3 separate regions of the Mus musculus genome follow, and regions 2 and 3 are each linked to region 1. The links are chromatin loops, found by intact Hi-C in ENCODE. Cell type or tissue: heart. All regions are shown on one strand. Links, peaks and the distances in the headings refer to the core of each region. The heading gives the core; the rest is flanking DNA.

The links. Hi-C counts contacts between places; a loop is a spot of excess contacts. Peaks named below come from ENCODE experiments on the same cell type or tissue, not always from the same donor. Only the 100,000 strongest peaks of a DNase experiment are listed, where the experiment ranks them.
Region 2: a loop joins it to region 1, with 2.0 times the contacts of the local background. A loop is called at or near these places in 2 of 42 quality-filtered maps.
Region 3: it touches region 1 in a loop (2.5-fold over the local background); 2 of 42 quality-filtered maps call a loop at or near these places.

What each region holds. Positions count from the first base shown.
Region 1 is chr19:3,845,923-3,853,686 of GRCm38, reverse strand. It overlaps Chka (choline kinase alpha), which reads right to left and starts at 1,914. Exons shown (of 12, transcript NM_001271496.1): 1 at 1,274-1,914. The coding sequence starts at 1,611. Gm51271 (predicted gene, 51271) reads left to right here and starts at 2,871; the gene lies at 2,871-2,920. In heart, for the core only: CTCF peaks have their summits at 1,125 and 2,092; DNase peaks (open chromatin) are centred at 1,296 and 1,956; H3K4me3 peaks cover 2,938 bases; H3K27ac peaks cover 1,804 bases.
Region 2 is chr19:3,936,832-3,941,831 of GRCm38, reverse strand. Unc93b1 (unc-93 homolog B1, TLR signaling regulator) reads right to left here. Exons shown (of 11, transcript NM_019449.2): 4 at 151-312. Among named protein-coding and RNA genes, the nearest start is that of Unc93b1, 4.1 kb to the right of the region's middle. In heart, for the core only: a CTCF peak has its summit at 2,886 (motif pointing right); no DNase peak of the experiment used is centred there; H3K27me3 peaks cover 471 bases.
Region 3 is chr19:3,978,040-3,983,039 of GRCm38, reverse strand. Aldh3b2 (aldehyde dehydrogenase 3 family, member B2) reads right to left here. Exons shown (of 10, transcript NM_001177438.1): 3 at 4,869-4,979; 4 at 4,506-4,626; 5 at 4,302-4,387; 6 at 4,108-4,189; 7 at 3,424-3,810; 8 at 2,868-3,034; 9 at 2,249-2,348; 10 at 1,375-2,032. The coding sequence ends at 1,848. It overlaps Gm52386 (a long non-coding RNA gene), which reads left to right. Exons shown (of 3, transcript XR_003952881.1): 3 at 1,206-1,386. Among named protein-coding and RNA genes, the nearest start is that of Gm52386, 5.2 kb to the left of the region's middle. In heart, for the core only: a CTCF peak has its summit at 2,481 (motif pointing right); a DNase peak (open chromatin) is centred at 2,489; H3K27me3 peaks cover 393 bases.

The DNA.
Region 1 (7,764 bases), core at 1-5,000:
CTCATTGGTTCAAGGCCAGGCTCCAATACCTAAGGATGTTCATGATCACTCTGCCCACAGGAGATTCTTTTTTTTTTTTTTTTTTGGTTTTTCGAGACAGGGTTTCTCTGTATAGCCCTGGCTGTCCTGGAGCTCACTTTGTAGACCAGGCTGGCCTTGAACTCAGAAATTCGCCTGCCTCTGCCTCCCAAGTGCTGGATTAAAGGTGTGCGCCACCATGCCCGGCTTGAGATTGAGGAGGAGGAATTCATTTTACTTCACAATGATTTGTGGAGCCACACCTCCAGACGCTGGCCAGTAACACGGGTACACGACACGAGCCTCAGAAAGACAGGAGTGATTGCTACCTTCCAATAACACACATCAATTTCCTTCTACCTCTTTTGGAGACAGTGTCTTGCTATGTAGCTCTGGCTGGTCTGAAACTTACTATGTAGGCCAAACTGGCCTCAATAATAAAGAGATCCGCCTGCTTCTGCTCACTGAGTGCCAAAGGTGAATTTCTGGAGCGGGAGGGGGTTGTGATCAAACTACAGACTAGAAGTACTACAAGGAAAAGTTCCCCGGGGATTTTTCCTCCCTCTTTTTCTTTTTCTTTTCTTTTTTTTTTTTTTTTTTTTTTTGTTTGTTTGTTTTTTCGAGACAGGGTTTCTCTGTGTAGCCCTGGCTGTCCTGGAACTCACTCTGTAGACCAGGCTGGCCTTGAACTCAGAAATCCGCCTGCCTCTGCCTGCGGAGTGCTGGGATTAAAGGCTTGCGCCACCACGCCCGGCTCCTCCCTCTTTTTCTAAAGCCCAGCCACAACATCCCTTTTTCTTTTCTTTCTTTTCTTTTCTTTCCTTTTTTTTTTTTTTTTTTTTTCGTTTTTCGAGACAGGGTTTCTCTCTGTAGAGCTGGCTGTTTTGGAACTCACTTTGTAGACCAGGCTGGCCTCGAACTCAGAAATCCGCCTGCTTCTGCTTCCCGAGTGCTGGGAACAACATCCCTTTTTTCATTCAAGGCCCTCGCAGAGAAACGGCTTCCTAGACACATCTATTTTGAGCTTTGGTACAGAATGTGCTTGTATAACTACATAGTATTGTTCTTCCGCAAGGGACGGCAACCCAGCACACATTTTCTCAAAGCTCGCCCGCAGGCGGCCTTCCGCGCTGCGGGGTTTGTGCTCCGGACACCGGCGCGGCGATCACCTCTACCCAAGCCGCCGCCCCGCCCCGCCCTCCAGCCTCACCCCCCACCGCCCCCACCACCACCGCGCGGTGCCGCAGCCACTGACCTGATGACACTGATGTGGAACTGGTCCTCGCGAAGGCCTCGCCAGGCTCCGGGCAGGAATTCCTTACACCACAGGTAGGCCCTGCGCCTGGTCCGGGGCTCGGGTTGTTCGTCCGCTAGCGGCGGTGATGGCGGCGGGGGCAGCGGCAGGGGCGGCGGCGGCGGCGGCGGCAGCGCGAGAGGTTGGGTTCGGCCACCAAGCTGCTTGGACTCCAGCTCGCCTGCGGCGTCCCGCTGCTGCCCTACGCCGGGCGTCGGGGCAGCGTTGCCACCGCAGCTCAGCAGCAGCCCGAGAGGCGACGGCTCGGCCTCGCCCCCGGTGCAGAACTTGGTTTTCATGCTGGACAAGCGGCCGAGAAGGCGCGGGCGGCCACAGCACGAGAGGGCCACACTCAGGGTCCGGCTGGATGCCCGCCTCTGGGGGCCGGCGCGGGGAATGGCTCGCCGGCTTCACTGACCGGCCGGGCGGCGGTTGTGGGAGCGCGCGGGGAGGCGACGTCGGCGACGGCGGGGAGAGGCAGCAATGGACGTCAGGCAGCAGTAACGAGAGACGAGCGCGGGAGGCTGACGGCAGGCGACTGCTATAGGGGGCCGCGGCGCTCGCTCCTTTACAGCGCTGCACGCGGAGAGCCCAGCGTCACCGCCCGCCCCCGCGCTCGCCGCTGATTGGACGCTTTGGCGCATCACAACCGCCGCCACCCTCGCCACGCCGCTTTCCCATTGGCTGCGGCACAGCCCCTCCTAGGCTCAGGCGGTGAGTCCACGATGAGGGAGGGGTCGGCGCACCGGGGGCGGGGCCTTGTCTAGGGGTCGCGAGGGTCCTGTAAAGGCTATCTCAATTGCCTGCACTCACAAGGTGGCGCCTTTGCGGACTCGAGCCTCTTAGGGCAGGAGAGGCGAGGCTTCTGCAGCTTTGGCAGACCCTAGAGTGGATGTTGAAAGGGAAACTTTCCTTAGACGCCCCCAGGTCTGAAAGTGATGATTTGAAAGGCCCCGGGGACTTTGCAGGAAAATGGTGTCTGGAGGCTGGCTGCTCTTTCCGCGTGACCTTAGGGCAAGGCAGCTCCCAAAGGAGCTCTGTGGGTGTGTTTTTACAACATTTCCGAGGCCCTGTTCGAGATGCTTCCATGCCCAATACAACTCCTGGCCGGAGGCGTTATCCATCTGCAGGTCTAATATCAAAAAGAGATTGGGTCAAGGCCACACACCCACTTGCCAGCTGGCTGCGCTCTCCGCTCAGAGAGAAGCCTCCCCCTCTACGTGCCTGCAGCCTCAGTTTCCCTGTCCGTGGTGCTGAGGATGTCAGCTAGATTCTCAGGACATCTTCCTAACAGACTGGCCTCAACGGCCTCCAGAATTGCCGGCCAAAGGTGCTTGGTTCGCGATTCCTGGCTTTGTGGATGCTGTCATCTGCCCCCCCCCTCTTCCGGGCTGTCCAGTCGCGTGACCATGACTAATGTACCTTTGCCCTAGGGCATGGAAGGGGGCCAAGGCCCCTATGCTGTATGCCCACACATTGCCTCATTCTTTGGTCTCATCATTCAGTCCTTCCAGGAAGTAATTGAGGCTACAAAGAATATAAAACTACAGGTCTGTGTTGTGGGGTATAGCTAGAAAGAGAGATTTCTTTCTAGCTATACCCCAGCATGCAGAAAATGGCTTCTTTGTGGGTTTTCACAGTCTGCTGGAAGCCAAAAACTCTTCAAAAAGAGTAGGTAGGTACTTATCTGGACTTACTCCCCCAAAAGTGATCTTACTGAACAAAAGAGTGCAAATAATCTGTGCATAATGGCACATGCTTTTAATCCCAGCACTTGAGAGGCACAGAGGCAGAGGCCAGATCTCTATGGGCTGAAGACCAGCCTAGTCTACACAGTAAGTTTCAGGACAGCCCAAGTTCCATAGTGAGACTGTCTGGGGAGTGGGGGGGGGGGGGCGGGGGAAGGAGTGCAAATGAAAAGAGACTTTGGACGATCCCGTGGAGCTAGGCCTGGAGTTGAACTCCAGACAAGTAGGGGAAAAAAAAAAAAAAAAAAAGAGGCCTGGCCTAGGAATACCACTGGTTGCTAGAACAGTAAGAAATCAACGTCTCCATTCAGGAAGGCATTTAGATAAGGGAACGGAGGACTTTGAAAACACCAGCCCACGTGGAGGTGGGGCTGTGTCACTGGCCTTCACAGGGGACTGGCCCTTTGTCCTCATACTAGTCCCCATAATCTCAGAGGAATGTTGGAAAGCTGGCTGAGGGGGAAGCTGCTCCAGAAGTGAGAGGAGAGCTCTATAATTTGCAGTTAACTTTTTCTCTGACCTCTTCTGGTTTAGACTATGAGAACCCACAAGGCGCCTTGCTGGGAGCACAGCTTCCAGTGGCAGTAAAAGGTCACCCCAGTGAAAGGCTTGGAAAGGACATGAACATATATGACCCACATAGAAATTCTAGCCAGAGTAAAACTCTGCCTGGAATACACACACACACACACACACACACACACACACACGGGGGAGGGGGGGCAACCTTAATGGCATATATGAAATTGCCTTAATGAATCTGTCACTTTGATACTAGCTTTAAGCAAAGAAGGAGTGCACTTTAGTACACTCCTTTAATCCCAGTACTCAAAGAGCAGTGGAAAGTGAATCTCTGAGTTTAAGGCCTGACTGGTCTACAGAGCAAGTTCCAGGATGATAGTGCTACACAGAGAAAACCCTGTCTCAAAAAACAAAAACAAAACAAAACAAAACAAAAAAGCCAGGTGTAGTGGCATGTGCTTACTATCCTACAGTTGGGGAGGCAGAGTCAGGCACATTCCTGGGCTTACCTGCAGCCAACCTAGCCAATCTGGCAAGTTCCAGGGTAGGAAGAGACCCTGTCTCAAAGAACAAGATAGACAACACTTGAAGACTATCACCTGAGGATGCTTGCTGGTCTCTCTACACATATGGACCCATATGAGGACACACCCACATGTGCACATGCACCCAGCCCCACCCCCATCCCTGCACACACAAACACAGAGCAGAACTCACCCAAGACCACACAGCTAGGAAATGATAGCCTGGATCTAAACGTAGGTAATGTGGCTATGGGGTTGATTCAGGGCCACTTGAAGCAGTTTCTACCCTCTGTCATTCCAAGCTTTCCACAAGAAGCGCTGAGGGGCTGATTTGTCCAACTCCTCTCTGTATGTCCTGTCATATGTGTGGCCAGAGCAAGACTCAGTGCCCTTGAGTCAGGCGCCCAGGTTTAGTCCAATCAACTAGAACCATGTGGCCGGAACCAGCTTTACTCACCTGAACAGCAAGAGCTGGCTATAGGATATGTACCTGTTACCAGCATCTATGGCAATTCTGAAGTTAGGTGGCGCTCCTATGATGGGCCTGTGCCACTCACAGGTCCCTACTTTGAAGAAGGTCAGGGTGAATCAAGTTCTTCACTCTTGTCACAAGCTTGCCCTAAAGGCACTGCCTTCCCTTCTAACGTCTGCATATCACAGCAAGCAAGAGGTACAGCCTTGGAGCCTGGCAGCCTGGGTACAAACCTTGCCCATTTTACTTCCTTGGCATCTGCCTTCAAGCAGACTACTTACTGTTGCCCAAGCCTGTCCCTGTCTGTCAAATGACTATAATCATGGTGGGGATAAAGGGTTGCAATAATTTTCCTTGTTAAATGAGCAAGTCATTTGAGAAGAGGAAACTTTAATAAAATGCCTTTATAAAACTGGCCTGTAGGCATATCTTGAGCATTTTCTTGATTAATGAGTGACATGGTAGAGTTCAGCCAGCTCTAGGCAGTGCCACCCCTGGGCAGGTGTTCCTGGGTTGTACATAAAGCACACTGAGCAAGCCATGGGAGCAAGCCAGTAACCAGCACTTCTCCATGGTCTCTGATTTAGTTTCTGCCCTGAGTTCTGTCCTGGCTTTCTCAGTGATAGAGACCTGAGAGTTGTAAGATGAAAAACCCCTTTCCTCTCCAAGTTGCTTGTGGTCACAGTGTTTATTGCTGTAATAAACACCCTAATGCAGCCAGCCGGGCGGTGGTGGCGCACGCAGACCAGCCTAGTCTGCAGAGTGAGTTCCAGAATAGCCAAGGTTACATAGAGAGGCTTTGTCTCAAAAAAAAACAAAAACAGCCAGGCGTGGTGGTGCACGCCTTTAATCCCAGCACTCGGGAGGCAGAGGCAAGTGGATTTCTGAGTTCCAGGCCAGCCTGGTCTACAAAGTGAGCTCCAGGACAGCCAGGGCTATACAGAGAAACCCTGTCTCGAAAAAACAAAAAACAAAAACAAACAAACAAACAAACAAAACCAAATGAACAAACAAAAATAAATAAAAATAAAAAAACAGTTTCCAGAAGCCAGGAATAGTACCACACAGCTGTAATCCCCAGCACTAGGAAGGTGGAGGCAGAAGGATCAGGAATTCAAGGCCATCGTGCTAATACCAAGTATGAGGTCATCCTGGACTACGTAAGGCCCCATTTCAACAACACAAAGACAGGAATGAACAAGGTAGCTGGGCAGCCAGCAAAGGCGCATGCCTCTCAGCCTAAAAGCTGGAGTTCCACCCGAGAACATGCATGGTGGAAGGAGAGAATCAGCTCCCTCAGTCTGTCTGTCCCCTGATCCACGTATGCACACTATAGCACTCACAGGCCTCTGCAACAATAAACAAGGATGTGAATAAACAAACAAACATTTTTTAGGGTTAAAAAGGAGAAGTTCTCAGAAGCAAAATTTCCCATGCATAAAATATCCCATTGCCACATCTATTATTGACAAAAAGTGGAAAGAACCTAAGTGCCCAGCACCTGCAGGAAGTAGACCATTTAAGGGCTCTAAGCTGGGTGAAAGTCACTCTCTAGGTACAAGGAAAGGTCCATTTTCCATGTGTCTCTGGAGCTTCTGTGCGCCTACCATAGGGCTTGGCAGCATAGGGACAGGAAGCAGATCTTCTTGCTCTCATCTTAGATGGGCAAAGTGCCCACCCGACCCTCTTTCCTCACCCCTGGTTGTCGTGTATTTTCTTGTCCTCCCACCAGACTGGAGCCACTGAGAAAGCAAAGGAGCCCTAAAGTTTTTCCTAATGCCCGGTGGTGCAGAGCACTGAACAGAGAGACACCTGCTAGCTCCTGGTGCACAGGAAACACGTGTACTGTTGCCTGCAACATGCAGCTTGTGCAGCCTCTCTCTAAGGCCAGTGTTCCGAGATGAATAATGAATACAGTTGTAGCATCCCCTGGCCAAGGCAGACAATGTTGTGTAAGAAGAGAAGTAGACAGTATGCAGTGCAGTGTGTCATCTGCTTACCAAAGTGTCAGGGCCTGCGCACAAGTGACCAGGGCTTGGCAGAAGCTTTGCTACACAGGCTCTGGCTCTGGGACGAGGTTAGTCAAGCTACACAGCCTTTTCTTTTGGAACAAACAGACCAAAGAAGTGTTTTCAGAGTTGTGATGGTGCTGAGTTATGAAGACTCTGCATTAAGTGCTTGATGGGCCTTGGGAGACAGGGAGGGGAACTGAGTCTGTGCCATGTCTCACAGCTCTGTGGCTGCTACTTCTGGCCAAACTACGAGCCAGACAGGTGTTCCCACTGTCTTCAGGAAGACCGGGACTGTAGAATACACAGTCCACCTAAACAAGGGCTTTTCCTCTACCAGCAGTGGGATTTCTGGGGGATGGGAATATGTCTCAGAGTTAAGAGTGTTTGCCCAGTCTAGCAGTCATAGGCCTTGTGGTTGTAGCACAGAGAATCATCCTGCCCCACCCTGAGCGCCAACACAACAATATAAACAAACAAACAAACAAACAAACAAATAAATAAATAAATAAAGGTGGAGACTGAGCTGAGGTAATGGCCCAGTCAGCAAAGTGCTTGCTACTTGTGGTGAGAACTTGAGCCCAGATCCATAGCACCCATTTAAAAGATTAGGTCCAAGGCATGCCAGTAGACAGTTCCAGCCAGTGCTACAGAGATGGAGAAGACTGGAAGATGCCTGGAGCTAGCCTAGGTGAGTGGATAAGCTTCCAGGTTCAGAGGCAGACCATATCTCATAAAACAAACAAACAAACAAACAAACAAAGTAGAAATTGGCTGAGAATGACAGCTTATGTTCAACACACACACACACACACACACACACACAAAGTAAAAAGGAAAACAGGAAAGGGCTCTGTGAATCTGCCTGTAGGAGAGCTTTTACTCCAACAAACAAAAGTTGAGTCTATTTAGCACTTGTCTCCCAGACCACAAGGGCATCTCACTGGGGAGTGAAACTTGCCCAAGGCCAGCAGATCCTAGTGCCCCACCAGGACTCCTTCAAGGACCCTTATCTTTCCTTCCTGCATTTCTGGTCCAGCAAGTCATAGACACTTGGCACAGAGGGTTCCCCAGAAGGCCAGAAGAACAGAGCTCTGGCCAGGCTACCAGGTTCACACAGAACCAGGCACTGCTCCAGTTCCGAGCCTTCAAATATTGATGAGTACACAGAGAGGCC
Region 2 (5,000 bases), core at 1-5,000, 88 kb before region 1:
TACAACTACAACTACAGGCTAGCCAGCTTCACAGGGGAAACCAAGGCCCAGCAGAGTAAAAGGTTTGCCTAAAGAACCTTAGCTAAAGTTGGCAAAGAAGTAAATATTCGGCCAGTTCTCCAGCCTCTGCTTCACTGCCACCAGGCTTACCTGGTGATATAGTTGCCCATGGAGGCCCACAGAGGCACAATGGCCATGCCCAGAGCCACAGCAGAGGGCACCAGCGTGTAGTAGCGTTCCCAGTAGTTGGTAGAGACAAAGAGGGCATAGATGCCCACAGCCAAGAACATCATCCACTTGGTACCAAAAAACCTGTTCAGAGGGAGGGACATTAGTACCACAGGTCTAGGGATTTTTGTGGCCTGAAACCATGAGGGCCTTGGGTCCCAGTTCCTAAGGCCGTGGGAGGTCAGGGGAAGCCTTAACCTGAGAGTCAAGGGTTGAAAGATACAATCTCAGAGACACTGACTGGCAGGGTGGCCTGTGCTCATAGCTGAGATAGTGGCACAGGCCGTGCCGCAGGCTTCTCACAGTCACTGTTAGAATATAAGACAAGAGGGCAGGCCCGGAAAGATCACTCACTCAGTGACATGCTTGCTGAACACACAATCTCCTGTGTTCCGTCCCCAACCAGTGTGCCCCAAGTCAGGTGCACTGCCTGCATTTGTAATCCCAGCACTGGGGAAATGCTGATAGGCAGATACTGGGGTTCACTAGTCGGCCAGCCTAGCCTAAGGAACAACAAGCCCTGAGTTGCAGTGAGGGGCCCCTCCTCAAAGAAACAAAATAAGATGGACCTCTGGCCTCCACATATACCAACACACACACACACACACACACACACAGAGAGAGAGAGAGAGAGAGAGAGAGTGTAATTTTAAAAATAAGTAAGGTGGGGGTTGGAGAAATGGCTCAGTGGTTAAGAATACTAGAGCTACTAGAGCTCTGGCTGTTCTTCCAAAGGACTCAGTTCTGATTCCCAGCACCCACATGATGGCTCACAACTGGATGTAACTGCCTTTTCAAGGGATCAAACACCTCTTCTGGCCTCCAGAGACACCAAGCATACACATGTATAGGCAGACAAAACACTCATACACATAAAAGTAAAGATAAGATAAAAAAATAAATCTTTACCAAAATAATGTTGGAAGATCAAGAAAGACACTTGGCGCTGACTTCTGGCCTCCACATGTCTGCACAGGCATGCACACACATACACACGTTTATCATACTCCAACATTTTGTTAATCCTTTTTTATTTTCTACTTTAAGACAGAGTCTTATTCTATAGCCTTAGCTGGCCTGGAGCTTGGTGTGTAGACCAGACTGAACTCCTAGTTATCCACCTGCCTTATTTTTCATTGCTGGGATAATTACGGCTAGCACACCTGGCTGAGTATTTTATAATCCTTAAGAAAAGACAAGAGCCAGGCATGGTGGCGCACGCCTTTAGTGCCAGCACTCGGGAGACAGAGGCAGGCAGATTTCTGAGTTCGAGGCCAGCCTGGTCTACAGAGCGAGTTCCAGGACAGCCAGGGCTACACATACAGAGAAACCCTGTCTCGAAAAACCAAAAACAAGGAAGAAAGAAAGAAAGAAGAAAAGACAAGGCCCTAAAGCTCAAAGCTCACATCCCACCCCACACAGTGACAGTGGGAGACTTCAACAGCCCACTCTCAGCAAGGGACAGATGACAACAGCCCACTCTCAGCAAGGGACAGATGACAACAGCCCACTCTCAGCAAGGGACAGATGACGGAAACATAAACTAAACAGAGACACAGTGAAACCAACACAAGATATGAGCCAAATGCATCTAACAGATATTTATAGAAGATTTCACCCTAAAGCAAAAGAATATGCCATCTTCTTAGCACTTCAGGGTACCTTCTCCAAAACTGACCATATAACTGGTCACAAAACAGGCCTCAACAGACACAAGAAGACTGCTATAATCCCATGCTCCCTATCAGCTCAGCACGGACTAAGGCTGGTCTTAAATACAAACAAAAACAACGGAAAGCACACACACACATGGAAGCTGAACAACGCTCTACTCAATGATAACTTGGTCAAGGAAGAAATAAAGAAAGAAATTAAAGGCTTTTTTTTTTAGAATTTAATGAAAATTAAGACAGATTATACCAAAACTTATGGGACACAATAAAAGCAATGGTAAGAGAAAAACTCATAGCTCTAAGTGCCTCCAAAAAGAAACTGAAGAGAGCATACACTAACAACTTGACAGCACACCTGAAAGCTCTAGAACAAAAAGAAGTAAATATGCCCAAGAGGAGTAGATGGCAGGACATAATCAAACTCAGGGCTAAAATCAACCAAATAGAAACAAAAAGAACTATACAAAGAATCAACAAAACTAGGAGCTGGTTCTTTGAGAAAATCAACAAGATAGATAAACCTTTAGCCAGACTAACCAGAGGGCACAGAGACAGTATCCAAATTAATAAAATCAGAAATGAAAAGGGAGACATATAAAATATATCTTAAAATAATTATTCTATTTGTTGAATATTAACAGTTGAAGATATTAAAATCGTGTTCTACAAACATAGAAATATTGATAAGTTTTCTCACTGTGCTTGAAATTAGTAATTTCTTAATATCTAACTTCAAAGAGTTTTTGCTATTTTGAAATTTTAAAAATATATTTACTGATAAAATAATTTCTCTCCTAGAAACACTGATAATCTTTTTCTAAGCAAACTGATTGTTAGGCAATATACACAGATATATAATGCATTTTAAATACTCTCTCACTATCTCAGGTGGTATCATATAAGGGCTTTTGAATATATTTCCTTTTTTTTAAGGATTTATTCATTATTGGTGTAAATACACTGTAGCTGTCTTCAGACACACCAGAAGAGGGCGTCAAATCTCATTACAGATGGTTATGAGCCACCATGCGGTTGCTGGAATTTGAACTCAGGACTTTTGGAAGTGTAGTCAGTGCTCTTAACTGCTGAGCCATCTCTCCAGCCCCTAAATATATTTCTTTTTCTTTCTTTCTTTCTTTCTTTCTTTCTTTCTTTCTTTCTTTCTTTCTTTCTTTCTTTCTCTCTCTCTCTCTCTCTCTCTTTCCTTTTCTTTTCTTTCTCTCTCTCTCTCTCTCTCTCTCTCTCTCTTTTTTTTTTCTGAGACAGGGCTTTTCTGTGTAGCCCTGACTGTCCTGGAACTCACTCTGTAAACCAGGCTGGCCTCAAACTCAGAAATCTGCCTCCCTCTGCCTCCCAAGTGCTGGGATTAAAGGCATGAGACATCACTGCCTGGTGAATATATTTCTTAATAATTCATTTTTAATATTCTATGTTCTTTTACTATGCTTAACGGTCAAAGAATATTTTGTATGTTTTGAAACAATTTAGTATTCAACATTATAGTATCCTCAGTTATGGATAGTGTTAAATATTCATTAATGATATTTTTAGGGTATAAAAGGATATGAATATAAAAGTTGAACAAATTTTTATGTATTATTTGATTCTCAAAATACTCAATATTATTAATATAACATTATTAATAATATTATTAATTGATTATAAAATGCATTTAAATAATAAAAAATTAAGAAAAAAAGAAAAATTAAAAAAAACAACAAAAAAAGAATAGTCCAGCCTGGATTCAGTCCCCAGTACCACATAGACTTGGGCATAGAGTTACATGCCTGTGTCACAGCACTGGGGAACTTAAGTCAAGAAAAGGAAAAGTTCAAGGTCTCATGTCCCAAGCCAGTCATGTGTGTGTTTGATGCCCCTGGAAACCAGAGGAGGTGTTGGATTCCTTGAAACTGGAATTACAGCTGGTTATGACCCACCATGTAGGTGCTGGGAATTTAAATTGGGTCCTTCAAGGCCATTCTGGGACATAGGAGATCCTGTCTGTCAGTAAATAAAGTCAATACATGACCCACACAGGGTTAGTGCCACAACCCAGCGGTAAAGCGCTTGCCAAGAGTGCATAGTATCCTAGGTCCACTCACCGACACTTAAGGAGGAAAAAGTTAAAAACAAACAAACAACAAACAAACAAGAACAAAAAACAAGGAAACTAAACCAGGCATGCACAGCTAGTAGGTGTGCAGGATACAGGACCCTTTGAGAAAGGGTCACGGTGACTGACTTTCAGCTAAATCCTTTTTTTGTTTTGTTTTGTTTTGTTTTGTTTTGTTTTGTTTTGTTTTTTCGAGACAGGGTTTCTCTGTGTAGCCCTGGCTGTCCTGGAACTCACTCTGTAGACCAGGCTGGCCTCAAACTCAGAAATCCGCCTGCCTCTGCCTCCCAAGTGCTGGGATTAAAGGTGTGCGCCACTACCACCACCCGGCAACTTTCAGCTAAATCTTAAACCTACAGGCTACGCCCTTCAACTCTGTGAGGAAAGATTGCTTCATGTCTAAAGTAAGAGCAGCTACCCTGGCTGTGTGATGGAACAAAATAAGACTTTACTCTGCATTAGAGGTGATACATTTTAAGAGGTATAAAGCCAGCCAGCGTGATAACACAGCCGGTAGTCCCAGCACCCAGGAGGCTGAACTAGAAGAATCCTGAGAGTCAGCTGAGGCTCCTGGGTGAGAGCCTGTGTGCAGGTTAGTTGATGGTCAACTTGACACACAAACTGGAGTCACTTGGGAAGAATGAATCTCTGCTGAGTCAATGCCCCCAACAGATTAGCCTGTAAGGAAGCAAGCCTATGATGAATTTTCTAGATTGCTTCTGGATGGGGGGCGGGGGGACCACTTAGGTGGTGCCACCTCTGGGGTGGTAGACCTGGGTTCTATACGAAAGCAGGCTGAGCAAGCCAGTAAGCAGCATTCCTCCATGGCTTCTGCATCCACTCCTGCCTCCAAGTTCCTACCTGGTTGAGTTCCTGCCCTGACTTCCCTGGATGATGGACTATCATGTGAAATAAACCCTTCCTCCCCAATCTACCCATTTCAGGAGTCTCATCAGGCTGGGGAACATTTCTGCAATGGCCTGGAG
Region 3 (5,000 bases), core at 1-5,000, 130 kb before region 1:
CTTGCCATGGTCTGACACAGATATATGCCTCTACCTGAATCCTGCCTACAATCAGACATGACCTCCCACTCCACAGCTGGGGTCCTGCTGTACGCTCTGCCTTTCCATCACCTTCTCTGTCGTCAGTCCCTTCATCTCTCACTCCAGAGCTGTCCTATGGCTTCTTCTTACTAACCGAATGCCCTGGGATGAGTGAAGGAAGATGCACCTGTATTGTCTACTTTCTTATGGCCTCCCTAGTACCTAATGACCACTGTGGGCCCAGCACCTACAGCTGGTCCCACATGACCCCACTGGAGCCCCAGGGTGGCTCCCAAACCTGCCACTCACCTGTCCCCATGCACTTGTCCACCACTCTCATCATCTGACCATCTCATCCGGTCAGCCATCATCCACACAAGCAGGTACCTCCTCTCTTTATCGTTCTCTTCTCAATCACCTATAAGCCCCTGCTATGTGCCTCTGCTGTGTCCCCTATGTACCATTCTAGAGACTCCATCACCCCAAATTTCTAACACCACACTTCTTTAATTTTCTCAACTGCAGGCCACGAGCTCAGGTTTGTTGAGAGTCTAAGGATGAGGAGCCCAATAGCCAAGGCTGGGAACTGGAAGTGGCTCCAGGGCGGGGACCAGGGAAAAACAAGGGGCCAATCTCAGGGCCCAGGCATCCTGTCTACCCAGCCTCCAGCCCTCAACAAAGCTGTCCCTCAGCACTGCCCCCGCCATCCTCCATGAGCTTAACACAATTCTGTCTTGACTCAAGGCCTCGGTTTCCCCGTGTTTAGATAAAACCTTCAGTTTTTGTTTGCTGAGATAGGGTCTTTACATATCCCTGGAATCACTTTGTAGACCAGGCTAACCTTACAAAGGTCACAAAGATCCACTTGTCTCTGCCTCTGCTGGGATTCAAGGCATATGCCACCACACCCAGTCCAAAGCCTCCACTTTTAAAGATTTTGTTATTTTCCATGTATTAGTGTTTTGCCTACATGTATATCTGCACATCACATGTGTGCTTGATTCCTGCTGAGGCAAAAGAGGGTGTTGGATGCCTTGGAACTGGAGTTCGAGATGATTGTAAGCTGCCATGTGGGTGCTGGGAACAATTCCTTTGAAAGAACAGCCAGTGCTTTTAGCCACTGAGCTACCTCTTTATCCCCGAGTTTCAAATTTCATATTCAACCTCTCATTATATCTTTCTAGGAGCGGAGATGTGGCCAGTACATATTACACACTCCTGCCGGATCCAGAACAGACATAACTAATCAACCATGCTTTCCTTCTTATTCATGCTGTTTCTTGGCTTGCCATTCTATGAACTACCATTATAATGTCATGTCTGCCCCTTCTGGTGCCATGAGCCAACAGTAAATCTTTTCTCCCTGAATTTGCCCATGTGAGGTCATTTAATAGAAGCTACAGGAAAGTAACAAATGAACACACTGAGATTCCACCAGTAATTCTGATTTGAGGTCATGATCATGTCACTTCAGGTGGGACAAAGCCACCCTCTAGGTATGGATGAAGTTGTGAGCAGCTGCTCTGTCTTTTGGGATCCTGTTACGATCTGACAAATTAAGTCTGCCTTAGTCACCAGATCTGCCCAAACTTGGTGAGGGGGCTTCTCTGTCTAAGCAGAAGAGCAGGAGGCTGCTGAGGATGCTGTGCTATGGAAAGGGGTATACATCTGCCTGGCTGCGGGTACATTCAGAAAACATTCCAGAAGTGGGGTATTCACAGGCTGGGCCAGACACCTGCCTTTCAAAAACCACTGGGGACTTGGAAGCCGCTGAAAGCTCAGGTAGGTTGGGGCAGGGAAGCAGGAGAGAGGAGTCAAGGTGGCATTCACAGGAGGGTGCAGCTCCGGGAGCCTATGGCCCAGCTTATCAGTTGTTGGTTCCAGGGACCATAAGGCGGGTAACGGAGGTCATTAAGCTTTTCCATCCCAGGGCTGCGCAGCAGGCAGGCACGATGGTGGGAGAAGGTGTCAAAGGAGAACTTGCCATGGTACCTGCCCATCCCGCTGTTGCCTGCAAGGACACACAGAGAGAGTGTGAGGGCAGCACCTGGGCAGCCCCGCTCGCCAGCCTGGGAAGCTCAAAGCTTGCAAGGGAGCTCAGAGAAACGCAGGGCAATCAAAGAACGATTTATACATAGGGAACCTGAGGCCATAAGAGACCCAGAGCCTGGATCCAAGTGGAGTAGCAAAGAACTTTCTGGGATGGAAAGAGGGGGCAGGAACTCACCAACTCCCCCCAAAGGCAGAGCTGGTAGGGTCAGGTAGAGGAAGCCATCGTTGCCTCCAAAGCCACCGCTGCTGGTGCGTTCCAACATCTGATTCACCACCTGAAAGAGATGGAAGTGAGCAAAGGTTGGTGGGTGAGTTCTGACAGTCCACCGGGGAATAGAGAGTCCTCCCTTCTGCACTGCCTCCCCCAGCTCCTCCTTACACTGAGCAGTGCCTTATTTTAAGCACTCACTAGGGGGCGCACTTTACAAGGCCTATTATTAAAAGCATGAGAAGGTTATAACTGAAAGAGCTTGGATCCCCACTGCAGCGAGGCAAGCACTGCCTGTGAGGTCCTCTATGGTGTTGTCCTTCAATCTCATAGGAGCTTGGCTTATGAGGAATTTTGCACAGCTTAGAAGGGGGAGGGGCCTCCCTAGAACGCCTCTTACTGCCAGCAGAGGACACCTGGCACCTGTGGCCCTGCCTGTGCCTGTCTTCATGTGTCTTTGTGCAGTATTCAATGGAACCAGGCTATCTGCTAAATTTTGCAGCATTAGTCTAATGCCCTAAGCAGTGGATGTGACCAGTCTGTCCCCTTTTCACCCACTCTGTGGCCCAGCCCCAAGAGGCCCCACCTGGTTGTTGTTGGAGAAGGCATACAGCGCCAGAGGCTTCTCCCGCCGGTTGATGAACTCAATGGCTTCATCCAGGCTTCTCACAGTCACCAGGGGCAGGATGGGCCCAAAGATCTCCTCCTGCATCACGGGCTCTGTCTCCTGCACGTCTACCAGCACTGTGGGGGCTGAGGACAAAGGGAGATACAGCCTTGCTTGTTGTCATGGTGAGGATGGGAACGAAGTTCCAGACTGGGCACACTCAGGATCTGAACCTCAGGATTCCAGGGTCTGAGTGTCCAGGGACCTGACCTCCTGGGACAATGGAAAACAAATGGAAATCTGAGCCCAGACACCTGGGGTCCCAGCTCAGTGAGTCTAAAGCTGTGGGACCTAGGGTTGTAATTGAGGAGTCACAGGCTTAGGTGCAGTTATAGCACAAAAATAGGTTAACTTAAGGATGCAAGGAGTCATGCTGAGGCTGACAACCAGGGTCCAACACGGCCCTCTTCAGTATGAAGGGTCTCAGCCCAGGTGGGCTGTGTGCCAGGGACAGGGACAGGGACAGGAGACTCACCAATGTAGCGCTCTCCCTCATCACTCTGGCCACCGATGGCCACACGGCCACAGCCCAGCAATCCCTGGAGCCTCTTGAAATGCTTCTGGTTGATGATTCTGCCCAGGTTGGGGGAGGTCTGTGGGTTATCTCCATAGAAACGCGTGATGGAATTCTGCAGGGCAGGCACCAACCGCTCCTGCATCTCCTGGCTACACAGGATATAATCGGGGGCCACACAGGTCTGGCCGGCATTGAAATAGCGGAACCAGGCCACACGGTTGGCCACTGTCTGGGGGTCGCAGTTGTCATCCACATAGCAGGGGTTCTTACCCCCCAGCTCCAGGGTGATGGGTGTCAGGTGTTTGGCAGCAGCAGTCATGACGATCTTGCCTACCCGAGGACTTCCTGAGAACATGGTCAAGAGGCACCTGGTCAACTAGCATTACCTTTGGCCTCCCCTGGCCACAGAGACCTTTCTCAACCCAAGTTCTGGGCTGTTCCACCTACCTCCTAGAGTCTGCCTCCATCCTGACCACCCAGAAGCCAATCTCCAAGATTCTCAGAGGGCCTGGAGAGCCACCCTCAGGGACACCTCCACCTCCTGATTCATCCCCTCCCCGGCCTATGGCCTTACCCACAATGCTTTTGCACCATATTATCTGCTGTCCCCCTACCCCAGGTCCTGGACAGGGCTCTCCTTACCTGTGAAGAAGATATAGTCAAATTTGTGTTCCAGCAGCTGCCTGGTCTCCTCGGGTCCTCCCAACATCACAGCAAAGCAGCTCTACAAGGCAGGAAGACAGCTCAGGAGGCAGACTCAGGGCAGGAGAACCTCCCCACTGGCCAGCACAGGGGTGTGGGTGTGCCAGCTGCTTGACAGGCAAAGCCATGCTCACCTGGTCCAGATACTGGGGCAGCAGCTCTGCCAGCACCTTCTCTGTGTTCTTGCTAATTTCTGATGGCTTCAGCACCACACAGTTTCCTGCCAGGAGCCAGTGGGGAAGTAGTGAGGGGAGGCTGGTGCTTGCACACTTCTTGGACCTCTGGAAGCCTTCTTTGGGAAGACTCATCAGACTAGGAGGGCTCAGAACCCCACTCACCTGCAGCAATGGCCCCCACTAAAGGTATGATCATCAAGTTCACAGGATAATTCCAGGGTGCAATGATAAGCACCAGGCCAAAGGGCTCTTTCCGGATGAAGGCTGAGCTCAGCTTGGTGAGCTAGGATGCAGAACCATAGTCAGGTGTCAGATGAGTAAGAGCCCGTCTAACACACACACACACACACACACACACACACACACACACACACACACACACCAGTGCCTGGGTGATGGAGTCTCCACATGAGAAGACTGGCTTACTTTGGACTCAAGGGCAGGAATGGGCCTGGGGCAGGCTGCCCCGTGCCCTGCCACCCCACTTTTGCCTTCACTCACCATCCCTCAGCCAACAGGACTCACCAAGTTGGTGGACACAGGCTCGTCCTTCATCCAGGTCTGCAGGTTCTTGAGGGCCAGGTCCACCTCATTCTCGCACAGGATGATCTCACTCATGTCTGACTCGAAGCCTGACTGTGGGGTAAGGAAGTCAGG